Regions from separate parts of the Homo sapiens genome. Here region 1 is linked to region 2. A link is a loop called in an ENCODE intact Hi-C map of the cell type or tissue named here. Cell type or tissue: mammary epithelial cell. All regions are shown on one strand. Links, peaks and the distances in the headings refer to the core of each region. The heading gives the core; the rest is flanking DNA. Region 1 overlaps CRYBG2 (crystallin beta-gamma domain containing 2). Region 2 has its middle 18 kb from the start of ZNF683.

The links. A loop is a pair of places that touch in the nucleus more often than their neighbours do. Peaks named below come from ENCODE experiments on the same cell type or tissue, not always from the same donor. Only the 100,000 strongest peaks of a DNase experiment are listed, where the experiment ranks them.
Region 1: a loop joins it to region 2, with 5 times the contacts of the local background. A loop is called at or near these places in 14 of 110 quality-filtered maps.

What each region holds. Positions count from the first base shown.
Region 1 is chr1:26,331,856-26,347,291 of GRCh38, reverse strand. It overlaps CRYBG2 (crystallin beta-gamma domain containing 2), which reads left to right. Exons shown (of 20, transcript NM_001039775.4): 2 at 580-3,547; 3 at 3,999-4,046; 4 at 4,133-4,245; 5 at 4,409-4,538; 6 at 7,863-8,002; 7 at 8,815-8,941; 8 at 9,245-9,280; 9 at 9,618-9,754; 10 at 9,913-10,039; 11 at 10,312-10,451; 12 at 10,560-10,686; 13 at 10,922-10,954; 14 at 11,085-11,197. The coding sequence starts at 635. Among named protein-coding and RNA genes, the nearest start is that of CRYBG2, 15 kb to the left of the region's middle. RefSeq lists enhancers at 212-965, 10,325-10,384 and a silencer at 10,525-10,904. In mammary epithelial cell, for the core only: no CTCF peak of the experiment used is centred there; a DNase peak (open chromatin) is centred at 10,751; H3K4me3 peaks cover 1,415 bases; H3K27ac peaks cover 576 bases.
Region 2 is chr1:26,382,661-26,398,567 of GRCh38, reverse strand. No RefSeq gene overlaps it. Among named protein-coding and RNA genes, the nearest start is that of ZNF683, 18 kb to the right of the region's middle. In mammary epithelial cell, for the core only: a CTCF peak has its summit at 6,897 (motif pointing right); a DNase peak (open chromatin) is centred at 10,997.

The DNA.
Region 1 (15,436 bases), core at 7,385-15,384, 55 kb after region 2:
AAAAAAACGCAGGGGGAGGTTTCATTGTTTCTCTTACTGGACTCTGGCAAGACTCCAGTTTTGTGGCTGAGGACCCTGATGCTTGAACAGAAGAAATGGCCAGTTAGTGAGCAACTAAGGAACCCAGCTCTGCTTGAGGCCAAAGCCCATCTTCCCTGAACAGAGTTAGAACAACGCTTGCCCAGTTTTCGGCTTTCTAGTTTTCAGCTCCTGGGGGACTAGACCTAGGGCTCTGTGGGCAGAGTCCCAGCCCCCCTATAGACCTGTGGGTCAGCTGCATCTTCCCTTCTGCCTTCTTCCTTTTCTCTCCTTCTGGGCTCAGGCCTCAGCTTCACCTTTGAAGGACCCTGACCTAGGAGATCACCTGAAAGTCAGGGAGAGGGATGGATGAGGGGCTCTGATCAACCAAATCAGAGCTGAGACTACCATGCCCATTTCACAGATGAGAAAGCAATGGCCCAAAAAGGCCAAGCGATTTGCCTGAGGTTCCCAGCCTGACTTGGGTAGGGGTGGTTATTCTGCACTTTAGGAAGCCACTCTCACCACCCTCTGACCCTCATCTTTCTTATTCCTCTGCAGGGAGCTGGACCACAGTGGGACAAGGACACCTCCAGACAGGTTGCCAGGGCCCCACATGGAGGAGGCAGGTGGGCCCATGGCCCGGGCCAAGGCCCGAGTGGTAAGTGCCACATTGACATGGCGGCAGCGGCCCCCCACCCAGGAAGAGATCAAACATGGTTTTCACAAGGTGTCCCTGGTGTCAGGGGCCCAGATGGAAGCCCCGCAGAAGGAGATGTTTGAGTTCAGCCGTCGAGAGGAAGTGGAAGTCAATGGCTTTGCAACACAGGAAGAAGAGACTGTGAATTGCCAGGGCCCTCGGGATACAGCTGGCTCCAAGAACTTCCAGAGCCATGGACCCATCTTTTCCAAGAAGTACATACCACCTCCCAAGGAGAAAAGGCCTGAGGGGAGGCTGAAGGAGGCTGTGGACCAGAGTGATGGCAGCCGCCAAGCTCCCAGGACTGAGCCCCCATGTGTGGGAGCTATGGCCAGGACTGAGCTTTTGGTTCCCCTGCCTGGGCCCCGAGAGCCAAGTCCCCACCCAGGTGTAGGTCTCACCAGTGGTAGCTCCCGGAGCCTCGAGGAATACCGAGTGACACGCACTGTGCGGACCACCACAGTGGTGGGAGGTCATGTGGACCGGCGGATGAGCAGCTCTGTGACTGTGAGGCCAGTGTCCTCAGGCGAGGCCCTGCCACGGGGCCGTCAGGTCTCCCGCATGGTGCCGCCAGTGGTGGTGGGCTCCCCACCAGGCTCGCCCAGCCGCAGCCAGGCCGTGAAAGTGCTAAGTAACCTCGTGCCTGCTGGGCACAGCCCCCCTGCCAGTCACCTGCCCAGGCCCACGGCTGGCGGGCCAAGGAGCACAGGTCTGGGCAGCACAGTGGGGGCAGCCTTGAGGCAGCTGCCTGAGACCGGGACAGCAGAGCTTAAAGACAGCTCTGCCCTGGCCTCTACAGGCATCCCAGCCAGTGCTCACCTGCCTAAGAATCAGGATGCCCCTGCAGCCTGTCCGGACAGAGACCAGGGCAGAGCCCCGGATGCCAGGGCCTGTGAGCTCTGGCAGGTGCTGGGAGCCCCCAGTTCCACTGAGCTCCCTCTCCAGACTTCTCAGGGTCAAGCATCAGTCCCCTCCTCTCCCAGACTCGAGACCCATGTCCCCTCTCCTGGCCTAACTCACCCTGCAAAGCAGCCTGTGGTGCCCACTCACCCCGGGGCCCGGCTCACTCCCCTTGTTCTGCCCCCTAAAAAAAAGGACGGGCCCGTGGACCCCCCTGCTGCCACCGTCCTGCCCATGGTGAGGAGCGAGCATGTGACAGTCCCTGGACAACCTCCTGCTCCATCCACTACAAGAAGGAAGGATGTCCCCAGCCCAGGAGGTCTTTCTGCTCCATCGTCCCCAAGGAATAAGTTTGTTCAGAACTCTGAAAATGTCCCTGTCCTCCCCTTTACCCAGAGGGAGGTCGTGAAGGGCCCCGGTGCTCCTGCTGCCTCATCTCCCACCCGGAAGGAGGTGGTGCAGGGGTCCAGTGCTTCTGCTGCCTCGTCCCCCACCTGGAAAGAGGTCGTGAAGGGCCCTGGTGCTCCTGCTGCCTCATCTCCCACCCAGAAGGAGGTGGTGCAGGGGTCCAGTGCTCCTGCTGCCTTGTTCCCCACCTGGAAAGAGGTCGTGAAGGGCCCCGGTGCTCCTGATGCCTCATTTCCCACCTGGAAAGAGGTTGTGAAGGGCCCTGGTGCTCCTGCTGCCTCATCCCCCACCCAGAAGGAGGTGGTGCAGGGGTCTGGTGCTCCTGCTGCCTTGTCCACCACCCCAAAAGAGGTTGTGAAGGGCCCTGGTGCTCCTGCTGCCTCATCGCCCACCCAGAAAGAGGTTGTGAAGGGCCCCTGTGCTCCTGCTGCCTCATCTCCCACCCAGAAGGAGGTGGTGCAGGGGTCTGGTGCTCCTGCTGCCTTGTCCCCCAAGTCAACTGAGGTTGTCCAGGGCCCAAAAGGCAGCAGTAGCATCCAAAAAGAGGCTGTCCAGGGTATTGCAGGCAGCCTTGCCCCGCCCCTCACCAAGGAAGAGACTGTTCAAGGCCCAATTGCTCCTGCCACCTCACTCCCCAAACAGGATAAGGGGGTCCAGGACTCTGAAGGGAGCCCCATCTCATCTCTCACCCAGAAAGAGGTTGTGCAGGACCCTGATGCTCTCCCTGCCCCATCTTCCTCAGTGGACAGGGTGTCCCCCAGCCCAGGAGGCACCCCTGCCCCAGTGCCAACAGGAGCAGAGGCCAGCACGGAGTCCCAGCTTGTCTCTGATCCCACCGAGGGCAAGACGTGCACAGAGACATCAAGGGAGGAGGATGAGGTGGCCCTGGCCGCTGACCTGGAGATATTCCTGGATACGCTGCGGAGCATGGAGCCCCCTGAGATCCTCCGCACTCACCGGCTGCCACGAGCCCCTCGCTCCTCCTACCTGTCCATGTACGCCACGCTGCCTGCCATTGAGGAGGACCAGCTGGGGCCATGGGTGCTGGGCCCCGGACCCCAGGAGGTGCCTTCACTGGAAGAGAAAGAGGAGGAGGAGGAGGAGGAACCAGAGAACCCCTATCTGAGTGACGATGAGAAGCTCCAGCGCAGGCAGGAGAAAGCTGGGCCCAGCCCCTCCAGGGACCTCCACCCTGCCAGACCCACCCAGGTCTCCTGCTCTCCTCTGGAGATGATGAAGAAGCATGTAGCAGGAACCAAGGGCCCCCACTCAGAGCTGGGATTGGAACTGCAGGGAGGCAGCAGGCCCACTTCCCGTCTTGGAGGCAGCCTTCTGTTCGGCAGTCTGGTGCCTACCGCCAAGGAGGCCTCCACCCCGGAACCGCTGGGCACAAAACTATCTGCTCTGCTGCCCCATGGGGCACCGGGGCTCAGGAAGGTGCCAGGACAGTTGCCCCTGCTTTGCAGTGAAAGATCATCCCCAACGGAGAAGCTTGCCTGTTCCCTGCCCCTGGAGGGGTGGGTAAGTGAGGCCTCGGGTGGGCAAGGGAGGTGCCTGGCCTCACCTGGGTCAAGGCTTGAGTGGTGTGAAGAGAGTGGTGCTGGGAGTCAGAGTCTGGGGGCAGAGGCTTCTGTCTGAAGTCTGGTTCAGTTGACCTGTGCAAGCCACATCTCTCTGGGCCTCAATCTCCCTATCCCTATCCCTACTGTGGGAGGTTTGTACTGTGGATTCCAAAGGGTGTGGGGGCTCCAAGATCCTGGGAGCTGAGGAAGGCGGGTGATGAGCACCAAGCTCCTGGGACAGGGTGATGAGGCCCTTGGGGGTTGGGAACAAGTGTGAGCATCCTCTATGCGCCAGCTCCTTGCGGGTGGAGGTTAATAGGGAGGATGTGGGATCCTTGGAATGGCGGGTTGTGGGGAGGCAGAAAAGAGGTGACCCCACAGGACTTCTTTATCACCTGCCTCCGTTTCAGAGCCCAGCCTTAAAGACCCAGGGCAAGCTGAACACCAGGCCTGGAAAGGTAGGGTTGTGGGGGCAAGTGGGTGGGGGCAGCAGGATGCAGGGGCCTGGGGTCAGGGCCTGAGGACCCCTTCTGTGCCTTCTCAGGTGATCTTCTTCTCAGAGTCTGGCTGCCAAGGCAGTGGCAGGGAGGTCTGGGGAGACATCGTTGATGCCTCAGGCTGGGCCCCCGTAGCCTCCATAAGGGTAGTTCGAGGCTGGTGAGTGGGGAGTGCCCAGCAAGGCACTTGGCTGTGAACCTGGGGGGATGCAGAGGGGAGTGAGGAGTGACCAGTCCAGCCTGGGAGAAACCCCATCAGCTACCCAGCAGCCCTGGGCACATCCTCCTCCCCATCTGTGATCCTGGAATCTCTGTGCCCACAGCTGGGTGCTGTACGAAGAGCCAGAGTTCCGGGGTCAGAAGCTGGTCCTGCCTGAAGGAGACATGGAACTCAGAACCCCAGGGACAAAGTGGAGTCCCCAAGGCATCGGCTCCCTAAGGAGGGTTGTCTGGGTGAGTGAGTTGGAGGTGGGAGACGGCCTCGAGTGCCTAGAGTTGAAATCCCCGAGGCCAGGAGCAGTGACTCACGCCTGTAATGCCAGCACTTTGGGAAGCCAAGGCAGGTGGATCGGCTGAGGACAGGAGTTGGAGACCAGCCTGGCCAACATGTGAAACCCCGTCTCTACTAAAAATACAAAAATTAGCCGAGTGTGCTGGCATGCGCCTGTAATCCCAGCTTCTCAGGAGGCTGAGGCAGGAGAATTACTTGAACCCGGGAGGCAGAGGTTGCAGTAAGCCTGGATTGCACCACTGCACTCCAATCTGGGCAACAGAGTGAGACTCCGTTTCAAAAGAAATTCCTGGCAGAGATCTTATGGGGTAGTGGGCAGAGGGGCTTAATGTGGACTGGTCCATAGATTCTTGACCGTGGAGCTGACTGGGGAAGAAAGAGATTCTGGGGAATGGGCAGCCTGGCTTGAGGAGTCAGGGCCCAGGCAGAGGCCAAGCTCAGCTTGGGAAAGCAGCCTGGGGAAGTTTGAGTGGATGCTCAAGCAGGAAGGGGACAGAGCAGCAGAGACAAGATGGGAGGGAACGTGGGGGTTACCTGCCCCCCAGGAGCCAGCATGCAGGCCCCCAGTCAGACCCGAGGTGCCAGGCATGTTTGCTCATTCATTTGCTCACAGATGCTCACTCATGTCTAATATGTGCCAGGCACCGGTGCCAGGCAATAGGCAGTGGGGGGAGATCTCCTCTTTGCCCTTCAGGACTTACAGTCAAGCTAGGCTGTGAGGATTGGGTTTGGAGCAGGGACGCCATATAGCCAGACTAGGGATTTATAAACATCCCACTGGCTGCCAGGTGGAAAAAAGAGGGATCCTGGAGGCAGGGAGACCAAGAAGGGCTGTGATTTCCAGCCAGGGGCACCTCTAATTTTTGAGGAAGGGCTGTGTGGTTTGAAAAGTTAACATTATAATTTCAAAGGCCAGGCGCAGTGGCTCACGCTTATAATCCCAGCACTTTGGGAGGCCAAGTTGGGGGATCACCTGAGGTCAGGAGTTCAAGACCAGCCCAGCCAACGTGGTGAAACCCTGTCTCTACTAAAAATACAAAAATTAGCCAGGTTTGATGGTGGGCGCCTATAATCCCAGCTACTCAGGAGGCTGAGGCTGGAAAATCGCTTGAACTCGGGAGGCGGAAGTTGCGGTGAGCTGAGATCATGCCATTGCACTCCAGCCTGGGCAACAAGAGTAAAAAAAAATTATAATTTCATGTGCTGTGCTGTGAAAACAACAACATTGTTTTCACCGCACAGTAATAAACTACTGAAATTAAGCTTGACACGAGAAGGAAGAGCAATGACTGTAAAAGCAGTGTCTATCAGGCATTTTGGTTCTTTTGGTTTGTTTGATTTTTTTATTTTTTTTTGAGACAGAGTCTCGCTCTGTTGCCCAGGCTGGAGTGCAGTGGTATGATCTCGGCTCACAGCAGCCTCCGCCTCCTGGGTTCACGCGATTCTCCTGCCTCAGCCTCCCAAGTAGCTGGGACCACAGGCACCTGCCACTATGCCCGGCTAATTTTTTTTTGTATTTTTAGCAGAGACGGGGTTTCACCGTGTTAGCCAGGATGGTCTCGATCTCCTGACCTCGTGATCCACCCATCTCGGCCTCTCAAAGTGCTGGGATTACAGGCGTGAGCCACTGCGCCCGGCCTGATTTTCGTTTCTAATGAAAGAATGAATAACTGAGTCCAGAGCTGTTGCAATCTTCCTGGTAGGAGATGATGAGCGCTCATTAGGCTTAACTAGGACAGTGGCCCAGGAGGAGGGGATAGTTTACAAAGCCTCTCCAGAGGCTGGACGCGGTGGCTCACGCCTGTAATCCCAACACTTTGGGAGGCTGAGGCAGGTGGATCACCTGAGGTCAGGAATTCAAGACCAGCCTGGCCAACCTGATGAAACCCTGTCTCTACTAAAAAAAATACAAAAAATTAGCCGGGCATGGTGGCGGGTGCCTGTAATCCCAGCTACTTGGGAGGCTGAGGCAGGAGAATCGCTTGAACCCGGGAGGCAGAGGTTTCGGTGAGCCAAGATCACACCACTGCAATCCAGCCTGGGCAACAAGAGCAAAACTCCATTTCAAAAAACAAAAACAAAAAAAGCAACAAAAAAAACAAAGCCTCTCCAGAAACACACAAATGTTTGTGGACAATTAATTGTGAACTTCTGACAATAAATTTGTCTTCATGTGGGAGGTAAAGGCTTTGAAGTCAGATGTTTCTGGATTCCTTTGATTCATTCAGCATTGATTAGGTGCCTGTTGTATGCCAAGCACATGGGAGGTGCTGGGTTGCAACAGTGAACAAAAACTATACTGCTCTGCTACTTACAAGCTGTGTGACCTTGGGCAGGTTGCTTAACTTCTCCGTGCCTCACTTTCCTTACCTGTGACTGGATGAATAATGCCCACTGGGAGGACTAAATGAGATAGGGTAGGACATGACCTTAGCACAGTGCCTTGCATGCAGTAGATGCTTCGTACATATTTGATGAATGAGTGAGTGAATGAAAATGGTCCTGGTGGGGAAGAAACACTCAGAATACAAAGAGGATCTGCTGCTTCCTGGGATGACGTGCAGGCAAAGCCAGTCTGGACAGAGGCAGGAACCGTACCTAAAGAAGGAGTCAAAGTTGGAACTCAGGAAGTGGCTGTCCATCTTGCCCATCCTCCCACCAGGCTGGAAGTCAGGCTACCCAGAGGCAAGGCTATGGGCCTGGCACTTTGCAGGTTCTCCCGGGAACTTCTGTCCCAGGTCCCAAAGGTTCAGCAAAGGACCAGCACAGGCTTTGGTCTTAGGCTTGGCTGGCTGACCTTGCAAAGACCACCCTAGTCACTTTCCTGGTCTCTGGGGGAATGGCTACAAAGGTTTTCTCAGAAGCTATTTGGAGCCTTGGCTAAATGGACTTGGGGAAGCGGGGTGTTGTCCAAGGGGGGCTATTTATATATCTTTTCTTTCTTTTTTTTTTTTGTTTTGAGACGGAGTTTCACTCTTATTGCCCAGGCTTGAGTGCAATGGCATGATCTCGGCTCACCGCAACCTCTGCCTCCCAGGTTCAAGCAATTCTCCTGCCTCAGGCTCCCGAGTAGCTGGGATTACGGGCATGCCCAGCTAATTTTGTATTTTTAGTAGAGACTGGGTTTCTCCATGTTGGTCAGCTGGTCTCGAACTGCTGACCTCAGGTGATCTGCCCGCCTCGGCCTCCCAAAGTGCTGGGATTACAGGCGTGAGCCACCACGCCTGGCTGTTTATCTATATTTAATTTTCCCCCTCCTTCCACAGGACTACAGCACCCCGGAAATCAGCCTCTTCTCTGAGGAGGGCCTCAAGGGGGAGCAAGTGAAGCTAACAGAGGCCTTGAAGAATTCCCAGGGTCTGGAGAAGCCCCTGCAGGTGGCATCTGCCACCGTCTCTGCAGGACTGTGAGTCTGGTCTATTCTAGAATCCCCTCATTTGACATTCACTGTGCTGGGTGCTGGGGACACAGAGGTGACAGAACACAGTTCCTGCCTTCAGGAGTGCTCAGTCCACTGGTGGGGACAGGCAAGTAAGCAGACAATAGCAATTCAGTGTTTTGGGGTGAGGGAGCACAGAAAAACACCATACCATGAGAGGCAGAGTGTGGAAGTCAGAGAAACCCTCCTGGAGGAGGAGACACCATGCTGGGATGAGTTGGCCAAGAATCTAAGCTCCATGAGGGCAGAGATTGTGTATGCTTGTTCACCACTGTATCCCTGATGCCTGTAGCAGGGTCTGGCACAGAGCAGATGCTTCTAAATATTTGTCAATTGAATAAATGGGGAAAAGAGTATATCTGGCAGAGGGAATAGCACATGCAAAGGCCCAGAGAGGAGACAGCTAAGCTTCAAATTTTCAGTGTAGCCAGCATAAGCAACAAGTGGGAAGAACTGAGGCCCAGGGAGAAGGAAGAGGCCAGATTGCAGAGCCTCTTTGCATAGCCGGGCTTTATTGTGAGGCTAACAGGGAACTACTGGGGTTATTGAAGCAGTTTTCCATGCATGCTAGAGAAAAATGCTCCAGCTGCTGTGTGAAATTAGAGAAGGCAAAGCCAGAGGAAGGGAGACCAATGTGGCTACTGCAAGAGATTATACGAGACTGATGGGAACCTCCCCAGAAAACCTCCTTTTCCACTCTAAACCTTCCCTCCCGCCCACCAATCTGTGTCCCTTGAAGTCTCTCTGCTAGGGTGCAGCAGCCTCTCTGTTTCCCCTAGGTGGCTACTGTACCCCAAACCATTATTCGAAGACACTCCCTACATCCTGGAACCTGGAGAGTACCCCACCTCAGAGGCCTGGGGCACATCGGACCCCAGCGTGGGCTCCCTGAAGCCCATGAGATTGGTAAAGAACAGGGCACACCCACAGGCCAGGAGGTCTAGGCTCTGCCCCTGGTCCCAAGTAGCTGGTCCTGCAGTCTGTGGGAAGGGATGGGGGATGAAGTGTAAAACAGCACCCCTTGGAGACTGCTTCCTGGGAGCTTCTATTGGGAATGGGAGTGGGAGGAGAGGTAGGGATTAACCTAAGAGGTAGGGGAAAAGGGAAGACATGGGGTTGGGGTTCTCAGGATCAGGAAAATCCTAGATCCGCAGCCCCATCTGTCTTTCCCATCTCTGGGCTGGTGTCTCAGCTCTGTCTCCTCTGCAGGGCTGCCCAAGTGTGGAGAAGCCAGGGGAGCCCAGGGTAAGAGTCTGGGCTTAAGAGCCAAAGAGGGCCTTTGGTGGCGGGGTGCAGGTGTTTGGTTATCGTGGTCTGGACAGGAAATCCAGAGAGGAGGGCACTGGGGGCCAGAAGCACGGTCTGGGGGGATGGGACCTGATGGGCTCACTGGGAACTGGCTTTTGATGTGTAAGAAGGTCAGAGGTCAGAGTAGAGATAGGAATTGGGTAAGGGGATGGAGTTCAGCAAGGAGGTGGGAGGGCTGGGGGGTGCCACATTGGCCTGATGCTGGGCAGAGCCATTCCTGAGCTGGCTGGGTGTGTTTGGGTCCAGATGACTCCTGACAGCCCCTTTCCCCCAGGCTGTGGTGTATGAGGCCCCAGGCTTTCAGGGCCGCAGCTGGGAAGTGAGCCGAGACATCTACAACCTTCAGCAGCCAGAGGACAGCCAGAGCCCCCACCTGGCCTCTGTGGGGTCCCTGAGAGTTCTCGGAGGCTGGTGAGAACTCAGGACCCTTCCTTCTATTTCATCACCTCTGGCCTTTACCCTTGGGAGTGGGGAGTGACCTGGGCTGCGTAGGGGTGGGGACAGCTGTCTCATTCATCCATGGGCCTCCTATGACTGAACCTGCCTGTCTGTCCTCCTGCTTTTCCCAGCTGGGTGGGCTACGAGAAGGAGGGCTTCCGGGGCCACCAGTATCTGCTGGAGGAGGGGGAATACCCAGACTGGTCACACTGGGGAGGCTATGACGAGTTGCTGACCTCCCTCCGGGTCATCCGGACGGTAAGCAAAGGCAATTGGCCCATCCCTCTGCCTCTGGCCACAGCCAGACCTCCCCCAGTACAGTTTGTGGAGGGAAGAATTTGTACCCCCTCTCCGTGTTCTCCCTGTAAGTGTTCCCAGAGGTCTAGCCTCTCTTCCCCTGCTGCTCTTCTCCAGGTCGTACTGACAGCCTCACCCCTAATTCCCCGGGTGGGCTGTGACCCTGGGGTCTGGGCACTCCCAGGGGTTTCGGTTTGTGGGCGGGAGAGACCTGACTGTCCCTGGGGACCCAGGACTTCGGGGACCCGGCCGTCGTGCTATTTGAGGCCATGGACTTCGAGGGGCACGGCGTGGAGGTGAGCAAGGCATTGCCGGATGTGGAGCTGGTGCAACACGGCCCCAGCACACAGGCCATCCACGTGCTCAGCGGCGTGTAAGTGACCCGGGCTCCGGGAGCGGGGCGGGCCCGGGCGAGCCGGGGGCGGTTCCAGGAGAGGTGCAGGCTCCGTCCCAGCTGACTCGCGCCCCGCCCTTCCTGCAGGTGGGTGGCCTACCAGGAGGTGGGCTTCTCCGGGGAACAGTACGTGCTGGAGAAGGGCGTGTATCGTAACTGCGAGGACTGGGGCGCTGGCAACAGCACCCTCGCCTCGCTGCAGCCGGTCCTACAGGTGCGTGCCGGCCGCGGGGGGCGGGGCCTCCCCGGTGGCGGGACCTGGAGTTCGGGTGCGCCCCGCCCCCACGCAGAGGTAGCGGGCTGGAGGACCTGCCTGGGCGCTTGGGGCGGGGCCTTAGAAGGGGGCGGGGCCGAGGGCGCGGCCGCGGGGTGGACGGTACTGAAACCTAGAGAAGACAAGGCTAGGGGCCGGCACCCTCCCTAATTCTCGATTCGGTCCCTACCTTCAGGTCGGGGAGCACGATCTGCACTTCGTCTCAAAGGTAAGGCAGGGACTCCGCAGGGAGCCGCTGGGCTCACGTCTCTCCCCTCATTTCGGACCTTTCCCCTCCCCGCTGTTCTCGGCCCCACTCCATCGTCCTCCTTCCCCTCATCTCCCCTCTCTGCCTCCAGATTCAGCTTTTCTCCCGCCCCGACTTTCTGGGCGACCACTTCTCTTTCGAAGATGACCAGGCCGCTCTGCCCGCCTCCTTCCGACCTCAGTCCTGCCGGGTCCACGGCGGCAGGTGAGAACGTGGAGGGGCGGAGGGCTGGGGGCGCTGGGGCAGAGGCGGGGCTGCAGGAGGAGAGTCTTTCAAATGATTTCCTTCCTTTGGCTACCTTGCGATGAACTGTTCTGTCTTGCGCAATTTTAAAACAAAATAAGGTTTTAATGGAAAATGTAAAACTGTAGATTGTATAATATAAAGATAAATCTTGTTTCCTCTATCCGTGTGCTCTTTTAAATTTTCGGTGGAGTATTTTAAATCCCTGACCCAACGTAAAATTTCATGGGTACACACTTCAACGTGTGTCTCTAATATGAAAGAACATTTTCCCCACGTAGCTACAAGTCATTATCACATCTAATAAAATTAATAACAATTTATTCATATTACCCAATACCCAGTCCGTGTTCAGATTTCTCCCATTGTCTCAAAAATGCCTTTGTGAAATTAACTTGTTTTTCTCAGCATCCAAATAAGGTCCTTGGGCCAGGTTTCCTCATGTTGGCCAGGCTGATCTCAAACTCCTGGGCTCAAGCTATCCGCCACCTCGGCCTTCCAAAGTGCTGGGATTACAGGCATGAGCCACCGTGCCTGGCCGACCCCAGTAGTTTTTTTTGTATTGTTTTGTTTTGTTTTGAGACAGAGTTTTGCTCTGTTGCCCAGGCTGGAGTGCAGTGGCGCGATCTCAGCTCACCGCAACCTCCGCCTCCCAGGTTCAAGCGATTCTCCTGCCTCAGCCTTCCCAAGTAGCTGGGATTATAGGCATGGGCCACCAAGCCCGGCTAATTTTGTATTTTTAGTAGAGATGGGGTTTCTCCATGTGGATTAGGCTGGTGTTGAATTCCCAACATCAGGTGATCCGCCCACCTCGGCCTCCCAAAGTGCTGGGATTACAGGCGTGAGCCACTGCGCCCGGCGACCCCAGTAGTTTTGATAACTTTCTTGATATAATAAGATGCTCCAGGATCATTTTGTACATTTTTTTTTTTTTTTGCTCCAAATCTAGAATTGGCTATTTGCCAAGGAACCCTGGTTCTTTTTAGTGGCAAATGGTAGAGACCAAAATCTGCATGCTAGGTGTTTCAAAGTTATAATGCCCTTATTACAACTAATAGTAAAAACCACTGAATGCTGTTGGGAGTTTCCTGTTTTTTGTTTGTTTGTTTGTTTGTTTTGTTTGTTTGTTTTTTTGAGATGGAGTCTCGCTCTGTCGCCCAGACTGGAGTGCAGTGGCACTGTCTCAGCTCACTGCAGCCTCTGCCTCCCGGTTCAAGCAATTCTCCTGCTTCAGCCGCCTGAGTAGCTGGGATTACAGGCACCCGCCACCACGCCCAGCTAATTTTTGTATTTTTAGTAGAGATGGGGTTTCATGATGTTGGTCAGGCTGGTCTCAAACTCTTGACCTCATGATCCGCCCCCCTCGGCCTCCCAAAGTGCTGGGATTACAGGCATGAGCCACCGTGCCTGGCTTCTTGTGGTTCTTTTTGTCCTCAAGATATTCACCTATAACCTATTTGTTATATATTCGTTCAAATTACCGTGTCTTAAACACATTTGAAATAATACTTTTGTGTGTGTGGTTATGTCACCAACCTAATATACAATTAGGTTCATTAATTTAATTTATTTTCAGTTTTAAGGAATATTTTTCATTTTTATCTATTTCTGGATTTGTTTTTGTTTTTGTTTGAGACAGGGTCTCACTTTCTTATTCAGGCTGGAGTGCAGTGGTGTGAACACAGCTCAGTGCAGCCTTGACCTCCTGGGCTCAAGGGATTCTCCTACTTCAGCCTCCTGAGACCTGGGACCATAGGTGCACGCCACCGCGCCCGGCTAATTTTTTAACTTTTTTGTAGAGATGGGGGTCTCACTTTGTTACTTAGGCTGGTTTCAAACTTCTGGGCTCAAGCAATCCTCCCTTCTTGGTCTCCCAAAGTGTTGGGATTACAGGTGTGAGCCACTGCACCTGGCCCTAGTTCTGTTTTCCTATGAATAATTACCATGAAGCTGGGCACAGTGGCTCATGCCTGTAATCCCAGCACTTTGGGAGGCTGAGGCAGGAGTCCAGGAGTTCAAGAATCACCTGGGCAACATAAGGAGACCCTGTCTTGACAAAAAAATTTTTAATTAGGTGGATGTGGTGTCATGCACCTATAGTACTACCTACTCAGGAGGCTGAGATGGGAGGATTGTTTGAGCCCAGGAGTTGGAGGCTGCAGTAAACTATGATCACACTACTGCACTCCAGCCTGGGCAACAGAGTGAGATTTTATCTCTAAAATAATAATTATTACATGAAATATTTACATGGTGCCTTAGCTCAGGCTGCTATCACAAAATACCATAGTCTGTGTGGTTTAAATAAGAGAAATTTATTCTCTCACAGTTCTGGAGACTAGGAAATTCAAGATCAAGGTGCTGGCCACTTCACTTCCAGAGTGAGGCCTTTCTTCCTGGCTTGCAGAAGGCCACCTTCTTGCTGTGTTCTCATGTAGTGAAGAGAGAGAATATGAGCTCCTGTCTCTTCCTCTTCTTTTTTTTTTTTTGAGGTGGAGTTTCACTCTTGTTGCCTAGGCTGGAGTGCAATGGCGCAATCTCGGCTCACTGAAACCTCTGCCTCCCGGGTTCAAGCAACTCTCCTGCCTCAGCCTCTTGAGTACCTGGGATTATAGGCATGAACCACCACACCCGGCTAATTTTTGTATTTTTAGCAGAGATGGGGTTTCTTCATGTTGGTCAGGCTGGCCTCGAACTCCCGACCTCAGGTGATCCGCCCACCTCGCCCTCCCAAAGTGTTGGGATTATAGGCGTGAGCCACGGCACCCGGCCTCTTCCTCTTCTTTTAAGGACACTAATCCCATCATGGGGTCTCACCCTCATGACCCCCTCTAAACCGAATTACCTCCTAAAGGCCCCACCTCTGAATAACATTACATTGAGGGTTATGGCTTTAGCATATGATTTTGGGAGGACACAGACATTCAGCCTATAACAGTTCCAAAGCCAACAGCTTTCATCTCTGTCCCTGCCAACTTTTTCCCTCCCTCTCTCCCGCTGTTAGAAATCTTTTTTTTTTTTTTTTTTTTTTTTTTTTTTTTGGGGTTTGGTGTGTTCATCCACTGGCTTTTTTGTTGTTGTTAAGATATAAGCAAATATACACTCATACATTTCCATATAACTATAGAAGCCAAATATTTATATTTTGTTTTCCTTCTCCTCCATTTTATTACATAAAAGGGAACATACTATAACTGGGTTAATATAATAAAAAAAACACTAAATTGTACACCTTAAAAGTGTGAATTTTGGCCAGGTGCAGTGGCTCATGCCTGTAATCCCAGCACTCTGGGAGGCCGAGGTGGGTGGATCACTTGAGGTTAGGAGCTTGAGACCAGCCTGGCCAACACGGTGAAACCCCATCTCTACTAAAAATACAAAATTAGCTGGGTGTGGTGGCGCATGCCTGTAGTCCCAGCTACTCAGGAGGCTGATGCAGGAGAATTGCTTAAACCCAGGAGGCGGAGGTTACAGTGAGCTGAGATCGCGCCATTGCACTCCAGCCTGGGCAACAATAGGGAAACTCCATCTCAACAACAACAACAACAATAACAACAACAAAAAGTGTGAATTTTATGGCATGTGAATTATATCTCAGTTTTTTAAAGGAAGTTTGCTATAAGCACTGTTATGCACCTGCTTTTTTCATCTGTTTGGAGATCACTTTATATCCCTTTAAGAGCTCTTTTTCATTCCACTTAACTGCTGCATTATACTCCACTTTTTCTTTCTTTTTTTTTTTTTTTTTTGACACGGAGTCTCGCTCTGTTGCCCAGGCTGGAGTGTAGTGGCGTGATCTCAGCTCACTGTAAGCTCCGCCTCCTGGGTTCATGCCATTCTCCTGCCTCAGCCTCCTGAGTAGCTGGGACTACAGGTGCCCGCCACCACGCCTGGCTAATCTTTTGTATTTTTAATAGAGACGGGGTTTCACTGTGTTAGCCAGGATGGTCTCGATCTCCTGACCTCGTGATCTGCCCGCCTCAGCCTCCCAAAGTGCTGGGATTACAGGCGTGAGCCACCGCGCCCAGCCCACTTTTTCTTAATTTATTCAGCTCCAATCCCCTATTGATGGACATCTGGGCTGCTTCCCCCCTTTTCTATTGCAGAAGTGCCATAATGAATAGCCCCCTGCATGTGTTATTTCATGTTTTCAAATGGTGTCCTTGGGATGGATTCCTAGGTATGAGATTGCTGAGTAAT
Region 2 (15,907 bases), core at 3,784-11,783:
CGGTGAAACCTCGTCTCTACTTAAAATAGACACAAAAAAACTTAGCCGGGTGTGGTGGCAGGCACCTGTAATCTCAGCTACTTGGGAGGCTGAGGCAGGAGAATGGCGTGAACCCAGGAGGCGGAGCTTGAAGTGAGCTGAGATTGCGCCACTGCACTCCAGCCTGGGCCACAGAGCGAGACTCTGTCTCAAAAAAAAAAAAAAAAGAAAAGAAAAAAAAGAGAAAATAACATTTGTGGGCTGGCTACAGTGGCTCATGCCTGAAATCCCAACACTTTGGGAGGCCCAGGCAGGCAGATCACTTGAGCCCAGGAGTTTGAGACCAGCCTGGGCAAGATGGTGAAACCTTGTCTTTACAAAAAATTAAAAAATCAGCCAGGTGTGGTGGCACATGCCTATAGTCCCTGCTACTCGGGAGGCTGAGGTGGGAGGATCTCTTGAGCCCAGGGGGGTAAAGGTTGCAGTGAGCTGAGATGGCGCCACTGCACTCCAGCCTGGGTGACAAAGAGAGACCCTGTCTCAAATAAATAAATAGTATAGAAAATAACATCTGCCAACTTCTGCTATGTGTTGGACACAGCTTCCTCCAACTATCTTGTGAGTTAGGTGTTACTCTCCCCATTTAACAGGAGAGAAAACTGAAGTTCAGAGTGTTTGAATAACTTCTTCAAATTTCCCCAGCAAGTGACAACAATAAAATATAGATAGTCCCTGACTTACAATGGTTTAATCTACCATTTTTTGACTTTATGATGGAGCAAAAATGATACCTATTCAGTAGAAACTGTACTTTGAGTACCCATGCAGTCATTCTGTTTTTCACTTTCAGTCCAGTATTCAGTAAGTTAAGTGAGATAGTCAATTTATTATAAAATGGGCTCTGTGAATGGCCGGGCGCGGTGGCTCACGCTTGTAATCCCAGCACTTTGGGAGGCCGAGGTGGGCAGATCATGAGGTCGGGAGATCGAGACCATCCTGGCTAACACGGTGAAACCCTGTCTCTACTAAAAATACAAAAAATTAGCCAGGCGTAGTGGCGGGCGACTGTAGTCCCAGCTACTCGGGAGGCTGAGGCAGGAGAATGGCGTGAACCTGGAAGGCGGAGCTTGCAGTGAACGGAGATCCCACCACTGCACTCCAGCCTGGGTGACAGAGCAAGACCCTGTGTCAAAAAAATAAATAAATAAATAAAATGGGCTCTGTGTTAGATGATTTTGCCCAACTGTAGACTAATGTAAATGTTTTCAGCATGTTAATAGCTAAAATGTATGAGTGCCTACTATGTGACAGACATTGAACCTAGGCCCTACCTTAGCTCATGTAATCCCCCCGCAAAACTTCCTGATGCGGGAATTATTGTCTCCATTTTTATTTTATTTTATTTTATCTTATTTTGAGATGGAGTTTCACTCTTGTTGCCCAGGCTGGAGTGCAATGGCATGATCTCAGCTCACCGCAACCTCTGCCTCCTGGGTTCAAGCGATTCTCCTCTCTCAGCCTCCCGAGTAGCTAGGATTACAGGCATGCACCACCACACCCAGCTAATTTTGTATTTTTAGTAGAGACAAGGTTTCTCCATGTTGGTCAGGCTGGCCTCAAACTCCCAACCTCAGGTGATCCGCCTGCCTCAGCCTCCCAAAGTGTTGGGATTACAGGCGTGAGCTACCCCGCCCGGCCTATTGTCTCCTTTTTTTTTTTTTTTTTTTTTTTTTTTTGAGACGGAGTCTTGCTCTGTTGCCCAGGCTGGAGTGCAGTGGCGCGATCTCAGCTCACTGCAAGCTCCGCCTCCCAGGTTCACGCCGTTCTCCTGCCTCAGCCTCCCGAGTAGCTAGGACTGCAGGTTCCCGCCACCTCGCAAGGGTAATTTTTTTTGTATTTTTTAGTGGAGACGGGGTTTCACCGTGTTAGCCAGGATGGTCTGGATCTCCTGACCTCGTGATCTGCCCGCCTCGGCTTCCCAAAGTGCTGGGATTACAGGCGTGAGCCACCGCGCCCGGCCTATTGTCTCCATTTTTAAAATGAGAAAGCAGAGTCTCAGAGATTAAACAATTTGCTCATGGTAACTGACAGGAAGTGACCCATCCAGGTCAGTCCCATGCTGCAGTTCATGCTCCTAACCACTAGGGCACACTGCATTTCAGCAATGGCATCTGAGATGACACCAAACTCTACATAAACCATGCCGGACTTGGCTGGGCGCGGTGGCTCACGCCTGTAATCCCAGCACTTTGGGAGGCCAAGGCGGGCGGATCACGAGGTCAGGAGATCAAGACCATCCTGGCTAACACGGTGAAACTCCGTCTCTACTAAAAATACAAAAAATTAGCCAGGCGTGGTGGCGGGAGCCTGTAGTCCCAGCTACTCGGGAGGCTGAGGCAGGAGAATGGTGTGAACCCGGGAGGTGGAGGTGGCAGTGAGCCGAGATCGCGCCACTGCACTCCAGCTTGGGCCACAGAGCGAGACTGTGTCTAAAAAAAAAAAAAAAAAAAAGAAGAAGCCATGCCGGACTCAAGGCCTCCAAATGATAGGAGTCTGTCCCTTCCCTCTCCTTATCACTGGGTCCCTGTGGTTCAGCCATCGAGGAAGGATGACAGAAAGACAGATGCATGGAGCTGTCCATTTTCCGTTCCAGCCTCTCCTGAATGCAAGCAGCATCGTGAGGTTCTGAAAAGAGCCTCCACTCCTGTTCTATTAAAGGAGAGGGAATGGAACAAAGGGAATGGACATTCCAAGATCCTTGATTCCAAGACTCTCAAAGTCAAATAGACCTTGCAGATCAGCTGACCCTCTCCCATACTCCAAGCTTGACACCAGCCATTGTCCAGATCAGCTTGCAAACTTCCAGCAACAGGGAACTTACTGCTGTGAATGCCTTGCCCATCCACAGATAGTTGGGATTGTTAGAAAGTTCTTTCTTCTGCCTGTGTGCAGTGGTTCACACCTGTAATCCCAGCACTTTGAGAGGCCGTGGCAGGAGGATCGCCTGAGGTCAGGAATTCGAGACCAGCCTGGGCAACATGGTGAAACCCCATCTCTACTAAAAATACAAATAAATAAATAAATAAATAAATAAATAAATAAAAATAAAAATAAATAAAAATAAAAATAAAATTAGCCAAACGTGGTGGCTCATGCCTGTAATCCCAGCTACTGGGGAGGCCGAGGAAGGAGAATTGCTTGAACCTGGGAGGCGGAGGTTGCAGTGAGCCAAGATCGTGCCACTGCCCTCCAGCCTGGGCAACAGAGCGAGACTCCACCTCAAAAAATAAATAAATAAAAATAAGAAGTTATTTCTTCCATTGAATTCAACCTAGTCTCTATAGCTTCTATCCACTGGGGTCCTTAGAACAAGTCCCCTTCCTCTTTTGCAAAGACTCTGGGGTCATGTTTTATGTTCAAACTCCAGTCCTCATCTTCTCTAGTTTTGTGACCTAAGGTTTTTAAAGGCTCAATGTCTCAATCTTGGTTAATTTTCCACTGTTTTTCTGGAAGTTAGCCCAAAGCCAGATTTACCCAGCTTGATCCTCAGTGATCCACAGCTCTTTTCTAGTGTCTGTGTACTACTTTGTACAGTGCTTTTCAGACCACAAAGTATTTTCCCATTCATTATATCACTAGACCCTGGAAAACAAGGCGGCCAGAAAAAGAGGGAGATTAGGTGGGCACATTGTTATCGCATTTTTGCAGAGGAGGCAGATCTCTGCCCCCAGTACCAGTCTTACTGCCAACTGTACTCCTTGTCCTTCCCCTTCTCACTTCTGTCACAATGCACGCTCTAGGGCCTCCAATAGCTTGATTCTCTTTCTCCTTAGGGTTTCTCCATGATTACCCCTCTGCCTGAAGCACCATTTCCCTTACTTTCACTTTGCTGATCACTATTAATTCTCTTTTATTTTTATTTTTGAGACGGAGTCTTGCTCTGTCTCCTGGGCTGGTGGGCAGTGGCGCGATCACAGCTCACTGCAGCATCTGCCTCCTGGGTTCAAGCAATCCTCCCACCTCAGCCACCCAAGTAGCTGGGATTACAGGCATGTGCCACCACACCTGGCTAATTTTTGTATTTTTAGTAGAGATGGGGTTTCACCATGTTTGCCAGGCTGGTCTCAAACTCTTGATGTTGTGATCCGCCTGCCTCGGCCTCCCAAAGTGCTGGGATTACAGGCATGAGCCACTGTGCCTGGCCCTATTCTCTGTTTTTTTAATTAAAAACATATTTTTATAAAGATGAGGTCTCCTTATGTTGCCCAGGTTGGCCTTGAACTGCTGGCCTCAACCAATCCTCCTCCCTCCCAAAGCACTGGGATTATAGGTGTGAGCCATGGCTCCCAGTCCCTTCCCCATTTTTTTTTTTTTTTTTCAGTTTTTTTTGAGATGGAGTCTAGCTCTGTTGCCCAGGCTGGAGTGTGGTGGTGTGATACCAGCTCACTGCAAACTCTGCCTCCTGGATTCAAGCAATTCTCCTGCCTCAGTCTCCCAAGTAGCTGGGATTACAGGCGCCTGCCACCATGACTGGCTAATTTTTGTATTTTTAGTAGACATGAGGTTTCACCATGTTGGTCAGGCTGGTCTCGAACTCCTGACCTCAGGTGATCCCCCCCCGCCTCGGCCTCCCAAAATTGCTGGGATTACAGGTGTGAGTCCCAGCCCCTGGCCCCCTTTCCCATTTTTTATAGTGCTCTACACATCTGTGACAGAGCATTTGTCCCACTGTATTATATATATTTGCTTATTTGTCTTTCTTTCCCACTGACCACTACAATGTAAACCCCATAAGCCAGGGACTATGTTTTGTTCATTGTGTCAGTATGCAGCACAAAGCTTGGGATAACGTAATTGCTTATTAAATGTTTGTTGAATTAATAAATGCATGACTTGCCCCAGTTTCCACAGTTAATAATGGCCAAAATTAGAATGCAGATTTTATTTCCAAGTCCAAGAATTTGTTTTTACCATCTCCCGAACCTAACCTAGTTCTTACTCCTAACCCCTGCTGTCAGGCCTGTCCCCTCTAATTCCTCAGAATCTTAGGTCACTTATCCGGAAAGGAACTTAGAGCTCATCTGATTCAATCCCTTCATTTATAGATAAGGGAACTAAGACTCATAGAAGGTAAATGCTTTGTCAAGGCTACACAGCAAAAATTGTTGCCATCCTTTCTTCCTGACAACCAGATTGGTGTTTTTTTTAATGGGATTCACCAAAGAGTTCATGGACTCCCAGGGCTTTGTCTTGGGGACGGGGGTAGTAGTAAATAAATAATTCCATCTAAGGCTCTCCTTTTATACTCCCTAGACACCCCAAAGGCTAGACACCCAAGAGTCTATTCTGAGACATCCCATCAGGCAGAAATTTCAAGCAAGACAGGATAGAGGGGTGTGGGAGTGTGTGTGTGTGTGTGTGTGTATAGGATCATGGGGCACTAAGGATGCAGACGTGAAAACTGGGCTGCAGCACAGCCCCTCTGTTGTGGGGTCCCTCGAGTCTCCCACCATGGCAACACCACTCCCTCTGCCCCTGAAGCTGACCTTTGGGGCCAGAGATCAATAACTTGGACTTTGGCTTCAGTCCCCTTTGGCCCCCCAGTGACCATAGGCTGCCCAGAAGAGCTAGTGGGACTCAGAGTCATTAAGTAACTGTCACTCTTCCCCAGCCCCATTTTGGGGCATGGCTGGGGGAGGGGCCAGGGATGGGAACTATATGGAGAGTCACAGGTGTGGTCTGGTTCTTCCCATCCTCACTGGAAGAGAAGTGACCTCTATCTCTCTTTGACCCCCACCCACTTCTTTTTACCCTCGGCCAAGAGGCTTCCTCCTGCCCTCTCTACTCCTCCATGTCCTTAGCACTGAGCCCTGACTCCCCTCACAGAACCCCCGTGCTCCTCACCATGTTCCTCTTAGTCCAATCTTTTATGAACCCCCTCCTCCCATTGTGCTCACACTTTATATAAACTGGAGGTATTTTACCCTTTTGTCAGCCAAGACAGTAGTCAGAGGCCGGGTGCGGTGGCTCACTCCTATAATTCCAGCACTTTGGGAGGCGGAGGCAGGTGGATCACCAGAGGTCAGGAGTTCGAGACCAGTCTGGCTACCATGGTGAAACCCCATCTCTACTAAAAATACAAAAAATTTGCCAGGCTTGGTGGCAGGCACCTGTAATCCCAGCTATTTGGGAGACTGAGGCAGGAGAATCACTTGAGCCCGGGAGGTGGAGGTGGCAGTGAGCCAAGATTGCCCCATTGCACTCTAGCCTTGGCAACAAGAGCAAGACTACATCTCAAAAAAAAAAAAAAAAAAAGACAGTAGTCAGGAATTTCTCATTCACCTTTTTCTAAATACCTCATCCCAGGTATCTTCTCACCAACTATTCTCCTCCAGAGAAATCCACTGTTCTGCCATACTTTTAGCGGGATCCTGTTTCAGAAACACACTCACCTACCCCACCACCACCCCACCAACTTTCCTTGCTCTTCACCCACCAGTCCTCGTCCACCTCCACCCCAGTGTCCCAGCCAATCACTACTGATTGATTGATTTGGGAGGAGGGGGAAAGAGGATCGATGGAGGACTCTGGGCCTATTCTTATTCAAAGCAAAAGGTTTAAGAGGGGGTGGATATTCATTGTGGAGAGGATGCAGAAATCGCTGTGGCGCTCCACAGCCTTGCTGATGTGGTCTGCAGCGTGGGGGAGGGTGGGTCAGGCCACTGGGGGTGGGGACGGATGCTCTGAAGGCTGGGAGGACAGTGGTGTGGGGGCTGATAGAGGTAAGAAGAAGGCATGCATCAGCAGTCTGGGCATAAGGTGAGGTTCCCCAACTCTGCCCCTCAGGGAGGAAATTTATGACCGAGAGTCATTCTTCCCAGCTCAGAGAGGATGCCCTGGGTACTCTCAATGTCCAGCAGGGGACACCCTTACCCCACATGACCCCTTTCCTCATCCACCATCACTAAGTTCCGTTGTTCATTCATTCATTCATACATTGAAACGTTGTTTGAGTGCCACTATGTGCCAGACACCATGCCACAGACTGGAAAAATACAGGCATGAACAAGATAGATACACAGACAAATGAGGTTCCAGGCCTTGTGGCACCAGCAGGGCAGGATTACAGTGAACAAATAGTTATAGTGATTTAATTTAAGGGAAAGGAGATCAGAAAAAAGCTTTCCTCAGAAACTGATTTTGAAACAGAGACTTAACAGATGCCTAAATCTTGACCAAAGAAAATGTGAAAAAGAGGTAAAGGGGGGGCGTTTGTATGTGTGTGCATGTGTTGAGAGTGTGTTTCAGGCAGAGGGAACAATTTATACAGACCTTGAAGCAGAGAAGATCAAGGTTCCTTTAGAGGGATGAACAGAGAAACCTGTGCACAGCTGGATTCAGCTTTGGTTGGAGGTTTAACCCTTTAAATTGTAGAATGCATGCATGTGGACACACACACAGACACACACACACACGTGCACACACACAGCCGGGGCCTCCATTTCCCAAGGCGCAATTTTCCTGGTAATCACTTTTTTTTTTTTAAAGAGAAGGCAAGGACAGAGAGCCAGCAGACCTCTGAGGCCTTTCCAAAGTAATCAAACTCAAAACCTGTCTTCCAGGAATGAGTGGAACAGAGGTAGATTTAGCTTAAGCTTCAGGGCTTCTCCTTGGGAGGAGTTAAGTAATGTGTGCAAATGATTTTTTTTTTTTTTTGAGGTGGAGTCTGACTCTGTCATCCAGGCTGGAGTGCAGTGGCACGATCTCGGCTCACTGCAACCTCCATCTCCCGGGTTCACGCCATTATCCTACATCGGCCTCCCGAGTAGCTGGGACTATAGGCGCCCACCACCATGCCCGGCTGATTTTTTGTATTTTTAGTAGAGATGGGGTTTGACCATGTTAGCCAGGATGGTCTCGATCTCCTGACCTGGTAATCTGCCCGCCTCAGCCTCCCAAAGTGCTGGGATTACATGCGTGAGCCACCGTACCCGGCCTTTTTTTTTTTTTTTTTTTTTGATATGGAGTTTCGCTCTTCTGCCCAGGCTGGAGTGAAGTGGCAAAATCTCAGCTCACTGCAACCTCCGTACCCCAGGTTCAAGTGATTCTCCTGCCTCAGCCTCCCAAGTAGCTGGGATTATAGGTGCCTGCTACCACGACCGGCTAATTTTTGTATTTTTAGTAGAGACAGGGTTTCACCATGTTGGCCAGGCTGGTCTTGAACTCTTGATCTTAAATGATCCGTCTGCATTAGCCTCCCAAAGTACTGGGATTACAGGCATGAGCCACCATGCCCGGTCAATCTAATATTAATAGAAGGCACAGAGCCCACCCTGTGGGGGCCTCCTCATCTCAAGGTGAGACCAGGACTCAACCAGGGGAACCCCTGGTCAGATGGGAAAGACACAGAACCTGCTCTCTGAGAATCTGATCCCCTGACCTTCTCAATACTAACCTTGGCTGGGAGTGGTGGTACGTACCTGCAGCCCCAGCTATGCAGGAGGCTGAGGTGGGAGGATTGCTTGAGCCTGGGAGGTTGAGGTTGCAGTATGCTGTGATTGCATCACTGTACTCCAACCTGGATGACAGAGCAAGACCCTGTCTCAAAACAAAACAAAACAAAACAAAACAAAACAAAAATCACTAACCCTGCCCCTTCCTCCTCATTCTGCTCCTAGATGCCCCTCCAAAACTGGCTGGCCCTTCAGGCCCTGAGGCTGTCCTCCTCTGTGCAGGAGGCCTTGTACCAGGCTATGTTTCTTCAAAGCCCCTCCTTCCCTCAGCCTGTGGGGGTTTCCTGGAAACAGAGTGGTGGTGGTGAGAGTCTGCTTCAAAGTAGCCACCAGTCTGCCCCTCAGAGGTTACTTTGGAAGGTGATACCTTCCCCTTACCCACCACCCTCTCAAAGCCTGACCCCTCACTGGCACACAGAGCTGCTGTGACGGCTAGCTCGAGGGAAACCGCAAAACCAGAGGCTGAGCCCCCCAACTGCTCAGGGAACGCCAGGGGTAGAGGGTGGTGGGGAACAAGGTCCCTGCTTGGCAAACCCAAGTGGGCACAAGGTAAGTGTGCAGGAGCAGGAGGCTCTGGTGTTACAAAAGCAGCCCCAGGCCCACAGAATCCTCTGCCCAAGAGTCTGTCTCTGAGGGGACATTGAACAGCACACAGGTGCCCCTCTTCCTTGCACTCATTTTAAGATGTGGAAACTAAGGAAGTGACTTGAAGACACTTCCAGAGCAAGCTAGTGACAGAATGAGGCTAGAATCCAGATCTCCCAGTTCTGTCCGGTATCTTCTTTCTGCAATCCCAAAGGTCCCTTCACGAGGAATCCAGGACTTTCCAAACCCATGGCCCAGTCATGGCACTGGACTGTAATGCATGACTGACTTGTCTCTTTCATCACAGCTCAGGGGCCCCTTGAGGGCAGGGACCCTGTTTCCCTCTCCTTTATATCCTTTGCCCCCAGCATGGGGTCCGGCCCCTGTTTGAGACTTAGGACACATTTGTTCACCACACAAATCGACAAAATGAATGGAGTGATTTCGGCTGTGAGCTTCTGGTTGTTGACTCATTCATTGCACATGTTTTGTCAGACAGCACCCATGTATGTGAGACTGTGTGGGGGTGTGGATGTGGGTAAATAAATGCTCAGGCTCTTTTTCTGCCCTGTAAGACGATATAATCTGGAAGGAAATGGCAGGAGAGGGGACAGGAGGGGAAAATAGCCATCTGTTGAATAGTAGTTAGGCCCTGAGTAAATTCGTTATGTGGGTGACCTCTCCAACAAGGTGGGTATTAGCAACCCTATTTCACAGGTGCAGAAAGAGGTTCATAGAGGCTCAATAGCCTGCCCAAGGTAGGCTGTGGCTGATGGGGCTTAGAAGTCATCCAGGCCTCATACCCTTCCCACTGTCATCATGACATAGAGTAGAATAGACCTGAGGAGGTGTCTGTCTGTACTGAGGGCTGGGGACCCTCAGAGGTAGGATAGCTTGCTGAATTGGGCTCTAAGAGGCTTTTACAGGGAGGAAGTTGCCCAGTGAACCTTAAAGATGAGGTCACTGATGAGATGGGGATTGGAGATCCTCTCCAAGGGTATGAAAACCCTGGGGCCCTGGGAGAGCGTCCTTGGAGTGCTCTGCAGCTGGCAGGTGGACAGGAGAGGGTGGATTCATGGTCCAGACTCTTTGCTAGATCACGTGCTTCTTTTTTTTTTCTTTGAGACAGAGTTTCACTCTTGTTGCCCAGGCTGGAGTGCAATCTCAGCTCACTGCAGCCTCCGCCTCCTGGGTTCAAGCGATCCTCCTGCCTCAGCCTCCTGAGTAGCTGGGATTACAGGCATGTGCCACCACGCTGGCTAATTTTTTGTGTTTTTAGTCGAGACGGTGTTTCACCATGTTGCCCAGGTTCGTCTTGAACTTCTGACCTCAGGTGATCCACCCGCCTCGGCCTCCCAAAGTGCTGGGATTACAGGCGTAAGCCACCATGCCCAGCTGTTGATCACGTGCTTCTTTAAGAAGCCTCTGGGCCCAGTTCCTCCTGCAGCCCTGTGGCACCAACCACACCTCTTGTTTTTGGTCAATGTCAGTCAAGTAAATGGATCTTTCTCTCCTGACTCCTTGGGTGAGCAATCAGGATTGGCAGATCTTGGCCCCATCCTAGCAAAGAAACTGCTGCCTTCCAATCCCTCCTTGTGGTACCCAAATTGCCCCAATTTTCTGGGGTGGTGGCCCATCCAATCCAGGGGGTTGCTCATTGAGATGCTTTCTCATTGAAAGGAGGATGCCAACTCTTTCCCCAAGCTGAAAGGAAAATGAATCATGGGCTAAAAGTAACAAGTCCAAGTACAGAGCACTGATACAAGGGCTCACGCTCTGGAATCAGACCAATGTGGCTTCAAATCCATTCTCTGTTTGGCGTAGTGGCTCACACCTGTAATCTTAGCACTGTGGGAGGCTGAAGTGGGAGGATCGATTTGAGTCCAGGAGGTCGAGGTTACAGTGAGTTATGATTGCATCACTGCAGTGACTCATGCCTATAATCCCAGCACTTGGGAGGCCGAGGCGGGTCAATCACCTGAGGTCAGAAATTTGAGACCAGCCTGGTGAACATGGTGAAACCCCGTCTCTACTAAAAATACCAAAATTAGCTGGGTGTGGTGCCAGGTGCCTGTAATCCCAGCTACTGGGGAGGCTGAGACAGGAAAATCGCTTGAACCCGGGAGGCAGAGGTTGCAGTGAGCCGAGATCGTGCCATTGCACTCCAGCCTGGGTGACAAGAGTGAAATTCCATCTCAAAAAAGAAAAAAAAAAAAAATCCACTGGGCATAGTGACACACGCCTGTAGTCCCAGACACCAGGGAGGCTGAGGTGGGAGGATGGCTTGAGCCCAAGAGGTCGAGGCACCAGCGAGCCATAATTGTGCCACTGCACTCCAGCCTGGGAGACAGAGTGAGATTCTGTCTCAAAAAGAATTTTTTTTTTGTTAGGAGGCTAGATCTTATGTTATGTGTTCTTACCACAAAACAACAACAATAATAACAACAGCACGAGGAAGCCTTTGGAGGTGACGAATTTGTTTATTACCTTGAATGTAGTGATGGTTTTGCAAGTATATGCATATGTCCATACCCATCAAGCTGTACACATTAAATATGAGCAATTTTTTGTATATCTATTATACTCCATTAAAGTTTTGTTTTGTTTTTTTGAGATGGAATCTTGCTCTTGTCGCTCAGGTTGGAGTGCAGTGGTGCGATCTCTACTCACTGCAACCTCTGCCTCCAGGGTTCAAGTGATTCTCCTGCCTCAACCTCCCGAGTAACTGGGATTACAGGTGCCCTCCACCACGTCCGGTTAATTTTTGTATTTTTAGTAGAGATGGGGTTTTGCCATGTTGGCCAGGCTAGTCTCGAACTCCTGACCTCAGGTGATCTGCCTGCCTCGGCCTCCCAAAGTGCTGGGGTTACAGGCATGAGCCACTGCACCCAGGCTGAAGCAACTTTTAAAAACAACTTTATTAGCCGGACGTAGTGGTGGATGCCTGTAATCCCAGCTACTCGGGAGGCTGAGGCAGGAGAATCGCTCGAACCCAGGAGGCAGAGGTTGCCGTGAGTCAAGATCACGCCATTGCACTCCAGCCTGGGCAACAGAGTGAGACTCCATCTCAAAAACAAGAAAAAAAAAGTTGCTTCAAATCCTTACCCTAAGACTTCTGCTGACACTGCTGCAGAAATGGCTTTGATCCGAAGCCTTTAACCTCTTTTCTTCCACCTTCCAAATCTCACCCAAATGTATCTAGATTAGCAGATCCACATTCACATCCAGAGCCCCAGCTGCAAGGGGAGTCTGGGAAACGTAGTTTTTCACTTTCCATCTGTGCAGTCCGGGAAGCCACGCTAGGAGGAGGAAGGAATGTTGAGTGCCAAACCACCATTTCTGCCACTGTAGAGCCTGTGGCTTTTCATCGAATTACCTGACCCAGGGTCTGCTTTTTGTGTGGGGGATGCTGACATATAGGTTTTGGTGGAAACTTCAGCTGTTCCCTCATTTCTTAGAGCTCCCATTCGAGCAGGAGGCGTTTATGGGGAACCCTAGGAAGGCAGTCAAGTGTAAGGAGAGCAGGAATATTCCTCTATTTCTCTCTTTCTCTCTCTACCTTTCTTTAACGGCTTTATTAAGATATAATACACCTATTATACAATTCATTTATTTAAAGTGTACAATTCAATAGATTTTAGTCTAGTCATAGAGTTGTGCAACTATCACCACAATTTATTTTAGAACATCTTCATCATGCTAAATAATGCAGTCTCCATTCCCCTCCCCCGCCAACCCACATCCTCTGGCAACAACCACTAATCCACTTTCTGTCTCTATGGATTTCCCTATTCCGTACATTTCTTTTCTTTTTCTTTTTTTCTTCTGTTTTTTTTTTTTTTTTTTGAGATGGAGTCTCCCTCTGTCGCCCAGGCTGGAGTGCAGTGGCGCGATCTCGGCTCACTGCAAGCTCCGCCTCCCAGGTTTACGCCATTCTCCTGCCTCATCCTCCCTAGCAGCTGGGACTACAGGAGCCCGCCACCATGCCCGGCTAATTTTTTGTATTTTTAGTAGAGACGGGGTTTCACCGTGTTAGCCAGGATGGCCTATTCTGTACATTTCATATAAATAGAACTACATAATATGTTGCCTTTGTGTCTGGCTTCTTTCACTTAACATAAAGGTTTTCACTGTTGATTCATGTTGTAACATGTATCAATACTTTTTTTTTTTTTTGAGACAGGGTCTCACTCTGTTGCCCAGGCTGGAGTGCAGTGGCATGATCATAGCTCACTGCAGCCTCAACCTTCCGGGCTCCAGCCACCCTCCCACCTCAGCCTCCCAAGTAACTGGGACTACAGGTGTGTGCCACCACACTTGGCTAATTTTAAAATTTGTTTGTAGAGACAGGGTCTCACTATGTTGCCTAGGCTTGTCTGAAACTTGGGCACAGCAATCCTCCTGCCTCGGCATAGGCATGAATGGATAAATTGTATTGCATACATATAATGGAATATTCATCCATAAACAGGAATAAAGTATTGATACATGCTGCAACGTGGAGAAACTCCAAAACATTATGCTAAAGCAAATAAACCAGACACAAAAAGTCACAATTGTATGCAATTGTATGATTCTTTTTTTTTTTTTTTTGAGACAAGAGTTTTACTCTTGTTGCCCAGGCTGGAGTGCAATGGCGCGATCTCGGCTCACTGGAACCTCTGCCTCCTGGGTTCAAGCGATTCTCCCGCCTCAGCCTCCCGAGTAGCTGGGATTACAAGCCATGGCTCCCAGCCATTTAACCTTTTTTTTTCCCCAGAGACGGGGTCTTGCTCTGTCACCCAGGCCGGAGTGCAGTGGCACAGTCATAACTCACTGTATCCTCAAACTCCTGGGGCTTAAGTGATCCTCCCACCTCTGTCTCCCGAGTAGATGGGACTACAGGCACATGACACTGCACTCTGCTAATTTTAAAATTTTTCGGTAGCGATGAAGTCTCACTTTGTTGCCTCGGCAGGTTTCAAACTTCTGACTTCAAGCAATTCTCTTGCCTTGACCTTCTGAAGTGCTGGGATTACAGGCACTCGGCCTCTGTTTAGTTTTTTGAGGAATTGCCCATCTGTTTTCCATAGTGACTGTACCATTTTATATTTCTACCAGCAATGTATAAGGGTTCCAATTTCTCTGTAATCTCGCTAACATTTGTGTTTTTTTCTGTTTTGGTTTCTTTTGTGCAATTGTAGTCATCTAGTAGGTGTGAAATGGTATCTCGCTGTGGTTTCCACTTGCATTTTCCTGATGGTTAGTGATGGTGAGCATCTTCTTATGTACTTATTGACCAATTGTATATCTTCTTCAGAGAAATGTCTGTTCAGATCCTTTGCCCATTTTTAAATTTGGTTGTTTGTCTTTTATTATTGAGTTGCAAGAGTTATTTTTATATTCTGAATACAAGTTTCTTATCAGATATGATTTGAAAATATTTTATCTCATTCTGTGGGTTGTCTTTTCACATTCTTTTTCAAAAAATAATTTATTTAGGGGAAATTAATATAACTTAAAAGCAACCATTTTAGGGCTGGGCAAGGTGGTTCATGCCTGCAATCCCAGCACTTTGGGAGACCAAGGCAGGAGGATTGCTTGAGCTCAGGAGTTTAAGATCAGCCTGGGTAACATAGCAAGACATTGTTTCTACTAAAAATAAAAAAAGAAATTACCCTGGTGTGGTGGTGCATGCCTACAGTCCCAGCTACTCAGGAGGCTGAGGTGGGAGAATTGCTTGAGCCCAGGAGGTTGAGGCTGCAGGCAGCCATGATTGTGCCACCGCACTCCAGCCTGGGTGACAAAGGGAGACCCCATCTCAAAAAAAAAAAAAACAAAAACAAAATTAGCCAGGCACGGTGGCTCAAGCCTATAATCCCAGCACTTTGGGAGACTGAGATGGGTGGATCACCTGAGGTCAGGAGTTCGAGACCAGCCTGACCAACATGCAGAAACCCTGTCTTTACTAAAAATACAAAATTAGCTGGGCGTGGTGGCGCTTGCCTGTAATCCCAGCTACTTGGGAGGCTGAGGCGGGAGAATCGCTGAACCCAGGAGGCGGAGGTTCCTGTGAGCCGAGATCGCGCCATTGCACTCCAGCCTGGGCAACAAGAATGAAACTCTATCTCAAAAAAAAAAAAAAAAAAAAAGAATCATACAATTGCATACAATTGTGACTTTTTGTGTGTCTGGTTTATTTGCTTTAGCATAATGTTTTGGAGTTTCTCCACGTTGCAGCATGTATCAATACTTTATTCCTGTTTATGGATGAATATTCCACTGTATGTATGCACTACAATTTATCCATTCATCTGTTGATGGACATATGGGCTGTTTCTACCTTTTGGGCTGTTTCAAATAATGTTGCTATGAACACGAATGCATATGTGCTTGTTTGAGTACCTGTTTCCAATTTTGGGTATATGCTAGAAGTGGAATATGCTAATTCTTTACCTTTGAGGCACCACCAAACTGTTTTGCCATAGCACTTGGACCATTTTGCATTTCCACCAACAATGTATGAGAGTTCCAATTTCTCTACATCCTTGCCAACAACACTTGCTTTTTCTTTTTTTTCAAGACAGAGTCTCTGTTGCCCAGTGCAGTGATGCAATCTCAGCTCACTGCAACCTCTGCCTCCTGGGTTCAAGCAATTCTCCTGCCTCAGCCTCCCAAGTAGCTGGTATTACAGGCGCATGCCACCACACCCAGCTAATTTTTTGTATGTTTAGCAGAGACGGGGTTTCACCGTGTTGGCCAGGCTGGTCTCGAACTCCTGACCTCGTGATCCACCTGCCTTGGCCTCCCAAAGTTCTAGGATTACAGGGGTGAGCCACCGCACCCGGCCA